3 separate regions of the Homo sapiens genome follow, and regions 1 and 3 are each linked to region 2. Evidence: read pairs that join two places in POLR2A ChIA-PET (ENCODE). Cell type or tissue: GM12878. All regions are shown on one strand. Links, peaks and the distances in the headings refer to the core of each region. The heading gives the core; the rest is flanking DNA. Region 1 overlaps AFF1 (ALF transcription elongation factor 1). Region 2 overlaps AFF1 (ALF transcription elongation factor 1). Region 3 overlaps AFF1 (ALF transcription elongation factor 1).

Region 1 (4,000 bases), core at 1-4,000, 88 kb before region 2:
GCAAAAGGAAACACTAGGAGACACTCTGGGAGTAAGAACTCCCAAGGCACAGGGAGTCCATCCAACTTCCCTGTGCTATCTATTCCAGCAGGCGGGTGTGGTTTTTGGAAAATATGAAGAATTAAGCCAGTGGCTGCTATTAAAGGTCAGAACTTAATGTTCCTCAAATGTCCTGATTCTTCAAAAGTCTGGTGGGAGAATGCACTGCTGGATCTGAATACCTTTACGTACATAAAAAGACATCTGTCAGGCTGACAGTGTAAGGAGGAAACAGGTTGACAGTCTTCATAACGTTAAACCTCTGTCTTCAAATGGAGGTAGAGTGAACCTCTTACATATTCTTATCACCTATTCCTTCCCATTTAAAACCTCTATGCCCCACCTGCACTCAGGGAGACCTTGTTTCCCCTTATAACTCTAGCCTAATCACAGATTCCCAACTATTCTCTTACAATAAAGTAGCTCAGAAACGGCCACAATATTTATATCAAAGTTTACCAAATGCTAGAGGATAACAGAATAAAAAGAAACAGGTAACAGGCATCCAGGTATCTGACAAATTACAACCTGCCCGATTTCAGTCTGGGGCCCCTGGTTATTTACAGACCCACCATTAATTTACCTGGGAGGACACTCACTCACCCCCAGATTTCTCTCATTGTGGCCAAAAGGAAGCCTTTGAGAGCCCTGGCCATGAAATAAAAGACCCCACCTGTGTAGGATGACAGACATCAACTAAGGGCACCTCCTTTGGGGACAATCCGCCTGCCTTCCCACAACTTCAAAAGCATAACACTGGAAGAACACAATCCAATAGTCCTAGCATTTCTCTAATAAATGCACTCCTAGAGTGGCAGGGAATGATTTAGTAATAGTTATATTCTGTCACATGCATTTTACTGTTACCCAAAAATGGGGAGGTCTTAAATGGACATGAGTCTCCACTTTCCTTCAGTGTGAGAAGGGCTGGTTCTAAAAAATTTATCTTTAATTCTCAGCAAGAGACAACCTAGGTGAAGAAAAACGTACCTTAATCCAAGAGCTTTGGTCTGAGACCTCAAGGAATTTAAATAATCTCTACAAAATGAGGTATTATCAAGCACACACAACTCATCCAACAGGTTTTAAAAAATTGAAATGACACCCTGAGAGGAAGAAAAATAAAACAGGTTACGTGTTTGTTTACTCTTCTTCTAATCATCTTCCCAGATACACACCAAAAAATAACCTTAAGAATAGTTCCAAATCTTACTAGGGGTATGAGTTACACAGATGCATGCACTGTCAAAATGGGCCAGTACACTTAAAATTTGTGCCTTTCACTGCATTTTATACCAAAAGAAAAAAAAACGTAAAAAAAAATACTGAACTTTAATGATATACAAGCTATTTACGGGACAGTATACTCTCCCACAACTTATATAAGAAGTATAAAAATACATTAATGGATGGACACAGCAACAAAGAGATGAATATATGGTAATGCAAGTAAAATAAAATGTTAATACAGACTGGGTATCCCTTTATCTGAAATGCTTGGGACCTTAAGTGTTTTGGGTTTCAATTTTTTTTCTTTTTTTTGGATTTTGGAACACTGGCATTTAGCACTACTAATCTTAAAATCTGAAAAATAAAATGCTCCAATAAGCACTTCCTTAGAGTGTCATGTCATCACTCAAAAAGTTTCAGATTTTGTAGCCAGGCCTGGTGGTGCACGCCTGTAATCCCACCTACTTGGGAGGCTGAGGCAGGAGAATCACTTGAACCCCAGGAGGCAGAGGTTGCAATGGGCCACTGCATTGATCACACCACTGCACTCCAGTCTGGGCGACAGTGAGACTCACCTCAAAAAAAAAAAAAAAAAAAAAAAACCCAACAGCAACAACAACAAAAAGTTTCAGATTTTGGAATGTTTAGGATTTTGAATTAGGACTATTTAATATGTACTTATAATCTGAGAATAAGGCTTTTTACTGTGAAATTCATTAAACTTTTCTGAATGTTTGAAAATGTTCATAATGTTAGAAAAAATAACCACAAGAATAAACTATTAAATTTGGTCAAAACACTGTGGTAGGATCGTTGTGTGCCCCACATTTTTCCAACAGACTCTCCTCTCTCCTCTAGGGTATTTACAGGCTTCTGGTTAAATCTCAGATTTTAGCAGAAAGGAGTAATTTGGAAGCACAAATTTATCTATGAAATATTATAGCAAATCTTTGGAAGGAAAGGAACTCAAGAGTGGTCCTAAACTTGTGAGACACATGATTTCATCAGCTGTCAGCAGAACTGAAATAGCAGAAGTGTGCATGTTACATGTGTATCCGTGCATGCACGCCAAGCAAAACTAGAGCACTTACCTAACACCTTCAAATCTTTCTCTGGCTTCTGCTTTTTGCTCTACTGGGAAACTACAAGCAATCTAGTAGAGACACATGCATACATTTGTAGAAGTAAGTTTCAGATTCCCACCTGGGAAGTTTTCAGGGTAATCTCCTTAGCAGCCACTGTGAAGGCTTAATTCACCTTCCCTCATTTCCTCCCCCAGTATTCATTCTTTAAAATATACTTTTCTCTACTTGGGAATTAGGCTGTTTGTAAAGTTTCAGAAAGTTAATCTTCTCTGGTTCTTGTCCTATTTCTTCCTGTACTGATTTAGGGCCTATAAAGAAACCACCGGAATCACATTTCCTTCTTCATATTTCAAAGTGTTTTTCCTGCAAGTGCTTCCCCACAAAATTACCAAGCCAGAAAGCCTTGAGCTTTTAGGAAGGATTGAGTCTATGGTTCTATTTCATCTAGTTTGAGTTACATCTGGTATATAAAATACGAGAGAACCAGATTTTAGAAAAGCATTTTACATAAGTAAATCTGTAATACAATAGGTATTACCTTATATGTACCAATCTCCCTTCGCCCATTATTTCTCCTCTGAGCTAGTTCTAAATGCTGCTGCAATAAACCTCCTCCCTGCAGACATGCTGAGGAACCATGTCATTCGAAATTCTTTCCTTGCTCTTTTAGAAGTCTGGCCTCAGTTCCCTACTAACGGGCCCTCCTCACCTCCAACTTCCCTACCACTTCCTACTACAGAGCAACTGGATGGCCACTCAAGGTCCCCACACAGAGACTGCTGTTTGTCAGTCTCCTGCCACGACTTTGTTGAAACTGAAGGAGGCAGAGAGGAGGCTCAGCAACATGCCACACGATGGAACATTTTGGTTACCATCACAGTAAACGAGTACAGGGAATGGTCTCAGCAGGGCATGGTGGCTCACACCTGTAATCCCAGCAATTTGGGAGGCCGAGGCAGGAGGATCGCTTGAAGTCAAGGGTTCAAAGACCAGCCTGGCCAACATGGCAAAACCCCATCTCTACTAAAAGTACAAAAATTAGCTGGGTGTGCATGGCAAATTTTTAATTTTATTTATTTACCTATTTATTTATTTTGAGACAGAGTTTCACTCTTGTTGCCCAGGCTGGAGTGCAATGGCATGGTGTCAGCTCACTGCAACCTCCACCTCCCGGGTTCAAGCAATTCTCCTGCCTCAGCCTTACAGGCATGCACCACCACGCAAAAAAAAAAAAAAAAAAGCATGGTCTCTGGAGTTAGTGAAGGATTCAGACCTAGGCTCTGCCACTTCCTAACTGTGGTTCTTTGGGTAAATCATTTACTCACTAAACATGGTGGTGAGGGGTAGAGTAAGGCTGTGTAACCCACAGAGCACCCAGGAGTGTCTTGCACATACTGTGTCCTAAGCAAATACAGGTCAAGTAACTGACACCTGGGGCCAGCATGATTTAGGGTCTGATGACAATGTACAGACGCTCTCGGAAACACAAACATCCCCATGCATAGGAACTAGGCGAAACCTGCAGAGCGAGAGTTCTCCACTATTGACACTTGGGGCCAGGTAATTCTTAGGGTGGGGCTGTCCTGTGTATTGCAGGACGTTAGCAGCATCCCTAGCCTCTATCTGAGATGATGGTAGCACACCCC
Region 2 (5,436 bases), core at 851-4,850:
GGGTGGCTACTTGGCATACTGTTAGCTATGCAATGAGGCATCAGGAACTCTGACTTTTTCTGCTTTGCCTATTTAGCATGTTGTCTTCATGCTTGCCATGGTCCATCTTATGAACGAGAGATCTCATTCATATTCAAGGCACGAAGAGGAGGAGAAGAGGAAGGTGTGGCTTTGCCTGACATATTTGTCTATTTTTGCCAAAAATCTTTACCATCAAAAAACCAGAACTAGGTCACCCAGGTTCTTCTAGCTTTAAAGGAAGCAGGTAAATCAAGATACAAACTGTCACCACTGGCTGAGAACAAACATGATCTATTACCTAAGACTGGACAAATGTAGTCTCTTAGCAATTAAAGTTCTTTTAGTGACAACAAGAACAAACAGGAATGGCTACTGAGTAGGAAAATAGCAGTGCTGGCCACACTTCTATTTTTTCATAGTACTTACTACTTACTATCTGGAGTTAACTTATGCTAAATAAATAAATGTTTATTGCTTATCTGTGACTCACTGCTTATCTGGACAGATGAGTCACCTGATTCTGTGTAACCATAAAGAAGCTAGGAAACACAGAAAAGCACATGGATATTGGTAGAAAATGTCTCTACCTCATTCCCTGTGGGCTGGTAAAATATCGTACAAGGCATTGTCCTCATTTCAGAATTTGGACCCTTACAAAAGTTTCTTGGAACAAACTCAAAGTTTGCCATTTATTCAAAGTAAACCAATTACTTCATCTTATGAGACAATATTTACCATAAAAAAGAAAAAAAGACTGAGAACACAATCTCTTCCTTCAGGAGTAATAATAGCAAACATTTATGTAGCACTTACTATGCTCTGCTCCAAGAACTTGCCAAATCTTAGTACCTTTACTCTGTTCAACTACTCAATAAAGAAGATATTGCTATATTGCTCACTCCAATTTATAAGGAAAAAAAAAAAACGGAGGATTGGAAAGGTGTTCGGAGACAATTTCTCCATGGGTCTGTGGTATTTGTGCATATTTTTACAAGCAGAGGCATCAATTGTCTTTTTGTTTCAGATTATCTTTTTCGAGACAGGGTCTTGCTCTGTTGCCCAGGCTAGAGTACAGTGGCAGGATCTCAGCTCACCACAGCCTAGGTCAAGGCTCAAGCAATCTTCCCACCTCAGTCTCCTGGGTAGCTGGGACCACAGGCATGCAACACCATGCCTGGCTATTTTTTATTTTATTTATTTATTTATTTATTTATTTATGAGACAGAGTCTTGCTCTATTGCCCACGCTGGAGTGCAATGGCACAATCTTGGCTCACTGCAACCTCCACCCCCAAAGCAATTCTCCTGCCTCAGCCTCCCGAGTAGCTAGGATTACAGGCATGTGCTACCACGCCGGCTAATTTTTGTATTTTTAGTAGAGACGGGGTTTCATCACGTTGGCCAGGCTCAACTCGAACTCCTGACTTCCAAGCGATCCACCCGCCTTGGCCTCCCAAAGTGCTGGGATTACAGGCGTGACCCACTGCGGCCGGCCCGCCTGGCTATTTTTTAAAAAAACTTTTGTGGAGACGAGATCTCACTACGTTGCTTAGGCTGGTCTCAAACTCATGAGCTCATGCAATCCTCCCACATCAGCCTACCAAAGTGCTGCGATTACAGGCATGAGGCACTGTACCTGGCTGTTTCAAATTATCTTTAAAGATGTTTGTATGGTGAACAGCCTTGGAAAATTAGGGATAGTCTCCTAGCACTAAGGGCAGCATGTTCACTATGCAGTATAATCAAGATAAAACTCTCCCTTCACAGGTTTTGTTTTGAAACCGAGTCACGTTCTGTCACCCAGGCTGGAGTGCAGTGGCACAATCTCGATCACTGCTCACTGCAACCTCCACCTCCAGGGTTCAAGCGATTCTCCTCCCTCAGCCTCCCAAGTAGCTGGGATTACAGGTGTCCAACACAATACCCGGCTAATTTTTGTATTTTTAGTAGAGACAGGGTTTCACCATGTTGGCTAAGCTGGTCTCAAACTCCTGACCTCAAGTGATCCACCCACCTTAGCCTCCCAAAGTGCTAGAATTAGAGGCATGAGCCACCATGCCCAGCCCCTCCCTTCACAGGTTCTAATGATTAGGGGAAAGAAAAATAAAAAAAAGATAAAATCTCCCTGTGAAGAGCAGACACACTTACTGACAACTATAAAAGATTAGGAAGGCCAGGCACAGTGGCTCACATCTGTAATCCCAGCACTTTGGGAGGCTGAGGCGGGTGGATCATCTGAGGTCAGGAGTTCAAGACTACCCTGGCCAACATGGGTGAAACCCCGTCTCTACTAAAAATACAAAAATTAGCTGGTCGTGGTGGCACATGCCTGTGATCCCAGCTATTCGAGTGGCTGAGGCAGAACTGCTTGAACCTGGGAGGCGAAGGTTGCAGTGAGACAAGATTGCACCACTGCACTCCAGCCTGGGCAACAGAGTGAGACTCTGTCTCATAAAAACTCAGGATTCCCTTCCTGTTAATACAACCCACTGTTTTTGCATGTGTCACTTGGCTCTCTTCCCCTCTTCACATAACCCTTTGGAAAATTGGGGCTTAGGAAACCAGTCTAAGAAAATGTTGATATTCTGGCTACAGCTATCTTGATGAGTGATAAAGTCATTCCTCTGTAACCCAGGGGTCCATGAAACTGTGGCAGGTTAGTTAGCTTGAGAGTAGGGTAAAACCTCAGACTTCACAGGTGCTGTTGCTGTTGTTTAAAGAAGGGGTCTCACTTTGTTGCCCAGGCTAGTCTCAAATTTCCTGGGCTCAAATGATCCTTTCGCCTCTGCCTCCCAAAGTGCTAGAATTACAGGCGTAAGCAGCAGTGCTCGCTCAGCCTTCATAGTTCTTGAAAAAAGTAATTTGCCTAAGGTCTGACAGCTAGTAGGTAGCATATCCAAGATTCAAACCCAAGCTGTCTGACTCAGAAACCTTTTTAAACTCTCTGCTATACCACAGTGGTTCTCAAAGTGTTGTTCCAGAAATAACAGCATCAATATCAGCCACAAACATGTTACACATGCAAATTCTTGGGCATTACCCTAGACCTGCTGCATCAGAAACTCGGGGGACGGGTAAGAGGAGCACACCTGTGTTTTCACAAGCCTTTCAGGAGTACATTATAGGTCTGAGAACTACTGCCAGGCTGCACATATTCACTGTATCTATAAGAAGGAAATGGTATGAGTATGTTCTGACTTACATAGGGATATGCTCTAAAAAATTTATGAACTGAGCTTTCACAAGTTGAATAATAGTTTTCAAGCACTAAGGCAGCTAGTCCGTAAGGCCCTCTATTTAATTTTTAGAAAGGTAAGGATTCTTATCTAGTGCAAATAAACACCACGTGTCTGTTAAATAGGTTTGCATAATTTTTTCCTTTGGAGGCACAAATGTTCAAAATCCTAAATGAAAATACTTGTTTTTATTCCCATAGTGATCAGAAAGAATTACTTACCCAAGGAGAAACACTATTTATATTTTAGAGTCAAGCTGTAATTCTTGAAAAACAGGAAACCACACATCAACATAGCCAACACAGTGTACCATAGTAGAAAGGGCACCAGGCTTTGAGTCACAGAGTCAAGTCACTTAACTTCTTCAACTCAATTTCCTGATTTTAAAATGGAAAATGAATTCCAATTTCAGAGTCACAATTAGGCTTAAATGATTATGCCATGTGAAAGCTGTTGGTAAACAGTGAAGTGCCAATATAAGTTCCACCTGCACAGGCCCTTTCTCTTTCTTGATCATGTTACCATCACAATTTCTCCAATGCTTAGGATACCGTCTGGCTCACAGAAGCTACTCAATACTTACGCGGTATTAGGAATGAATATGAGATACTATATTAATGATGTAATTGATTCCTTCAGGCACTATTTGTCACAATAATCTCAGTCTTTTAATAGGAAAAAGTCACTCTAGCAAGAAATCCTTAGTCATGTTTAAAATGGGCCAGATAATTTAAGAAAATCAGCTGATTTTCTTCCCTTCGGGAATACTACTGAAGTTCTGTCCTAAGGCATACAACAGAAACTCCTATTAGCAACCCTGATGACCTTGGGGTCTCATGGTGTCAAGTCTATAACAATCTGTTGTCCAGATATAAACAATCATGAATAATGGATGTGTACCTACAAAGAGCCACATATTTCACATTTATTTCCATGCTGTGGTAGAATTTTAATAAATGGATTACAGAGTTTATGTAATCTATTTTAAAATCTAAGATCCAAATCAACACTATTAAATAAGCTTCTACTGTGTCTTAAAAAAAGAGACTACTAGAAAGCAACTGCCAATTAAACTTCAGAAACCATTGTTGAATTTATTATTTGAGGAAAATATCACTAATCAAACTCTGTATATTTATGGTAAATACACTTACTTTTTTCCTTTTCTTTTTTTTTTTTTTTTTTGAGACGGAGTCTTGCTCTGTGGCCCAGGCTGGAGTGCAGCAGTGCAATCTCGGCTCACTGCAACCTCCGCCTCCTGGGTTCAAGCGACTTTCCTGCCTTAGCCTCCCGAGGAAGCGTAATTACAGGAGCACGCCATCATGCCCAGCTACTTTTTGTATTTTTAGTAGAGATGGGGTTTCCCCATATTGGTCAGGCTGGTCCAGAACCGCTGACCTCAAGTGATCCGCTCGCCTCAGCCTCCCAAAGTGTTGGGATTACAGGCGTGAGCCACCACACCTGGCCCCAATGAGGTTCCTTAATTTGCACTCTCTCTAACATACTTTCTCAATCTCCCAAAAAATTAGTTAATGGTCTAGAGCCTTGAAATAAAGGAACTTTGGGCCCACAAATTACAGAGTTGAACATAGAACTCCTTCCATCAGCTTTTCAAAAAATATTGAAAACAAGTTTACCCTTTCTAAGCTCAATTTTTTCACCCCTCTTTTCAACTTTCAAGGCAATATGAAACTTCAACTAAACAATCACCTGGCTAAAGTGACTTGTAGGCCAGGCACGGTGGCTTCCACCTGTAATCTCAGCACTTGAGGAGGCAAAAGTGGGAGGACTGCTTGAGCCAGGAGTTCAAGACCCACCTGGGTAACATAGGGAGCCCCCCACCCCCACCCCCACCCCAAGCCATCTCTACCAAAAGATTTTTTAAATTAGCCGGGCATGGTGGCATATGCTTGTAATCCCAGCTATTTGGGAGGCTGAGGAGGGAGGATCCCATGAGCCCAGGAGTTGGAGGTTGCAGTGAGCTATGATCGTGCCACCGCACTCCAGCCTAAGTGACAGAGTGAGAACCTGTCTCAAAAATAAATAAAGTGACTTGTAAAGGTGCCTGATAAATATATATGTATTTTAATTGAATAGTCTCTTCCAAATTTAATCCAAAACCTAATTAAGCAAGTTCTCAGTCAATTAAAAAAGTAACTTTCACCTCAACCAGCTCTGCA
Region 3 (4,000 bases), core at 1-4,000, 80 kb before region 2:
CCGAAACCTCTGCCTCCCAGGTTCAAGACATTCTCCCACCTCAGTCTCCCAAGTAGCTGGGATTACAGGCACCCGCCACCACGCCTGGCTAATTTTTTTGTATTTTTAGTAGAGATGGAGTTTCACCATGTCAGCTAGGCTGGTCTCAAACTCCTGACCTCAGGTGATCCGCTGGCCTCGGCCTCCCAAAGTGCTGAGATTACAGGCGCGTGCCACTGCGCCCGCCCTAGCATGGCATTTCTAAGCATAAAGATGTGAAAGATTTATCTGTTCCTCTTCAAAATGACAATCTCAAAAATCATAACAGTCTAAAGTAATCCCAACCCCTTTTTCCCCTATGTGTTGACTAAATCACTTATCAAACACACATAAAGAATAAGTCAACAATGTGAAAAAATTTAATGCATAAATAAAAGATTGAAAGGGAACAAAAAGAAAATGTTTAGACAAATTACTGAGATTCAGGAAGACATTTCTCTTTTAATTACAATTAACTTACAATTAGTTTTGTTTTACTGAACTACAAAAAAAGATTCTAAAGAGCCTAAATTACATCTATTATTTCCAAGGCATACTGATTCAATCAAGTCTGCCAGAAAGTGGGATACTATCCACAGAAACAATGATACTGTGAAACACTGCTTCTGCCTAAAGCCAGATGTAAATCACCTATAGAAATATGATTCCACTCTTACAGAGTTACATTAAAAATACATTCATTTATGACAAGAGCAAATGTACATTTTTACTTCTGGATAAACTGAGGCAAACAGGATTTCCCTAATGTCTCCAAGATAAATGAGTGGTGTCTGGTGAGTGACTCAGGAGTCCCTGGCCCTCTACTTTAGCCTTTCCCATTCCATGAAAATCTACAAAGAACACGGTAATCCATTTAAAACTTTAGTACTTCTGAAAAACAGGATGAGGTTTTACAAATTTGTTAGGAAGTCATCCTATTACAAGGCCCCAAGTTGTTTGACAGAAGACTCAGAAAAATTACATGAGAAAACAGCCACAAAAATTCTGAGAGTGCACCTCAGAAGGGTAAAGAAGGGCAATCAGCCCGATCATATATTAAAACGCATACAAAGGTACAGTGAATTTGATGATGGCGCTTAAATATAGAGAACAGAATGGTGAGTCTTGGGGAAGAGAGGAAGGGTTCAGAAATCTTCCATCACTCCTTAAACCAAAATAAAATCCGCATGCAGAATATATTAAAAGATACACATCTTTTTAAGAAATATCACCTATACTCAAAGAAACCTTCTGGAAGAATACATTAAAAACTAATATTGCCAAACAGGACAATTTGAAAAGACGACGTTAACAATGATGACTACCTGTGCATCAAAAACATGGCATTACTGGGCATGGTAATCCCGCCTGTAATCCCAGCATTTTGAGAGGCTGAGGCAGGCGGATCATGAGGTCAGGAGACTGAGAACATCCTGGCTAACACAGTGAAACCCTGTCTCCACTAAAAATACAAAAAATTAGCCGGACATGTTGGCACGTGCCTGTAGTCCCAGCTACTCAGGAGGCTGAGGCAGGAGAATCCCTTGAACCCAGGAGGTGGAGGTTACAGTGAGCCGAAATTGCGCCACTGCACTCCAGCCTGGGCAACAGAGCAAGACTCCATCTGAAACAAAACAAAACAAAACAAAAACATGGCATCAACATTTGCAAAGAAACTTAAGATAGCAGTGTACTCATATGAGGCTTTTATTCATCTCTTAGTCCATGGCAGATCAAACAGACAAAATAAGAATACAGAAATAAGATACAAAACCACATTTATCTCTGGACTCTGAAAATAAAGCAAATACGTTCTTTCTTACATGGTCGTGAAACATTCATAAAAGCAATCATTATGCCACAAAGGTCTATAACTCAATACATTCATTTGAAAATAACTGTGAAGAGAAGTACAAAAGAGATGAGGTGATAATGAATGCAGATCTTTGAAGCAACTTTATGTAATTAAATATAGCTGTGATACACAAAGGACAAAAACTTTCAGTTCCTACAGTAGTTTATTGTGATCACATTTTTTCAAGAAGCCACAGAATCCCTTGAGAAAAAGGTGCTGTTTTCAAAAAATTCTGTGTTTTTCCTCTGCTCTCACACAACAATCGTCAACACAGAAGACTTCTGTGATCAAACGTGGGAGGAGGAGATTTTCCTACTATCTACACAACTACCTGGAGATGGAGTCAGATCCCACAGGTTGAGGGCTCAGTCCCCAAGACTGCCCCCCCCCGACCCCTTCAGACACCAGTCACAGGTCTGGACCTCCAGAACTTCTGATAGACTGGTTTCAAGTTGGGATCCCACGGTTTCAATTAATTTGCTGGAGTGGCTCACAGAACTCAAGGAAACACCTACTTAACGTTTAACGGTTTATTGTAAAGGACATTACAAAGCACACAGATGAAGAGATGTGTAAGGTGAGATATGGGGGAAGGGGCGTGGTGCTTCCATGCCCTCCCTGGGCACACCACTCTCCCTAAACCTCCACATGCTCAGCTATCCAGAAGCTCTCTGGAGACCCAGTCCTCTTGGGCCTTTTATGAAGACTTCATAGTGTAGGCAAGATTGACAACCATGTAGAAATGTGACTGGACAAAAAGGGTATGATCTAAATCAACCAACACCCTTCAGTTCAGATTTTTCTTGGCCTCTCTGTACAGCATTCCTTCCTCCAGAGTATGGGGCAGGAACTCTCTGGAATAAAAGTCTTTAGACTTACAATTAGATTAGAGTCCTGCCTTGGGCAAGTGAAAGGAAGATAAGAGAAGGTCACAGAGAGATTCTGTCTCCTGAGGCCTAAAGTGCCCCACCATTATAACAAAAGACTAACAAGGACTGTGGGAGTTATGGGCCAGGAACCATGGACGAAAACCAATATATAATCATAATATCACTGGTACTTAAACCATCTGCTACTTCCTAAACTATCCAAGGCAGAAGATTATTTCCTATTGCTAAATATATAAAAAAGAACACCACTTCTGTGTTTTCCTTCATGGGCTTTGCTATTTATCTCTTCAAGATCTATTTTTGGCAGAGATAGAGACCATCTTTCACCCCACTTCCCATAACAGTCCTTCACACATACAAAAGGTTGTTTTGTAAATTAACCTTTATATTTAATAGCCAGGTGGAATGCCCTCCTTACTGTCTAAATCTTCACTTCCTTATAACTGTACCTCACTGACCTGGGGGCCTTTCTAAATTCTACCACATCCCTTATTTGATGGCTCCCAAAGAAAAATGTCCTCTCGAATTTCTTTTCAACACTTGTTTAATGTGTTTACATTTATGTGCCAATTAAGCCTAAGTTTTAGAAACTATAGTCTCTATTTTAAAGTTCATAGCTAGGTTGTTATGGTACTCACTTTGCCTTTATTAAAATAAATTAAAAACAGGGCTAAGTTTTGGTAGAACTACAAACCACTAAAACAATCAAATTTTTATTTCAAGAAACTGCCACATGACGGTCATTTCCTAACATTTTTATCCCTGTTTAAAAATGCCATCCTTGGAGGTTGCAGTGAGCCATGATGGTGCCACTGCACTCCAGCGTGGCCAACACAGCAAAATTCTGTCTCAAAAAAAGCCATCCTTCTCACCACCATCACCACTTACTTCCATGTACATTCTAGAAGGACAATTACCTTTCTCTGTGTCATGGCTTGCTCTTTCTCTGCCTCAGGTAACCCTCCTCAGAGGTTCTCCTGGCCCCACACCAAGACCAATTCCCCACCCCCTATTATTCCCTCACAGTATCCTGTTTTTTGCCACTGTGTTTCCACAATTTGCACTTGTTTTATTTGTCAGTTTGTTTGCTTATTTCTGTCTCTCCCACCAAACTATGAGCTCCTTGTAGGGAGGGAGACAGTGTATTTATCTAAACCAACTCAGAGCCCTGCACACACCAATGGTTGGCTCTTAGTGAACAATGAAGTACTCAATACATTTACAGATAACATGAAAA

What was found. Peaks named below come from ENCODE experiments on the same cell type or tissue, not always from the same donor. Only the 100,000 strongest peaks of a DNase experiment are listed, where the experiment ranks them.
Region 1: POLR2A ChIA-PET joins it to region 2 with 5 read pairs; 21 of 35 experiments call an interaction of 5 or more read pairs at or near these places.
Region 3: POLR2A ChIA-PET joins it to region 2 with 6 read pairs; 22 of 35 experiments call an interaction of 5 or more read pairs at or near these places.

Annotation. Positions count from the first base shown.
Region 1 is chr4:87,025,656-87,029,655 of GRCh38, reverse strand. The region is part of intron 2 of AFF1 (ALF transcription elongation factor 1); the gene reads right to left. Among named protein-coding and RNA genes, the nearest start is that of AFF1, 93 kb to the right of the region's middle. In GM12878, for the core only: no CTCF peak of the experiment used is centred there; DNase peaks (open chromatin) are centred at 2,365 and 3,713; H3K4me3 peaks cover 303 bases; H3K27ac peaks cover 3,530 bases.
Region 2 is chr4:86,937,455-86,942,890 of GRCh38, reverse strand. All of the region lies in intron 1 of AFF1 (ALF transcription elongation factor 1), which reads right to left. Among named protein-coding and RNA genes, the nearest start is that of AFF1, 5.2 kb to the right of the region's middle. RefSeq lists an enhancer at 2,339-2,839. In GM12878, for the core only: no CTCF peak of the experiment used is centred there; a DNase peak (open chromatin) is centred at 3,000; H3K4me3 peaks cover 3,090 bases; H3K27ac peaks cover 3,289 bases.
Region 3 is chr4:87,018,148-87,022,147 of GRCh38, reverse strand. The region is part of intron 2 of AFF1 (ALF transcription elongation factor 1); the gene reads right to left. Among named protein-coding and RNA genes, the nearest start is that of AFF1, 85 kb to the right of the region's middle. In GM12878, for the core only: no CTCF peak of the experiment used is centred there; a DNase peak (open chromatin) is centred at 2,027; H3K4me3 peaks cover 882 bases; H3K27ac peaks cover 2,793 bases.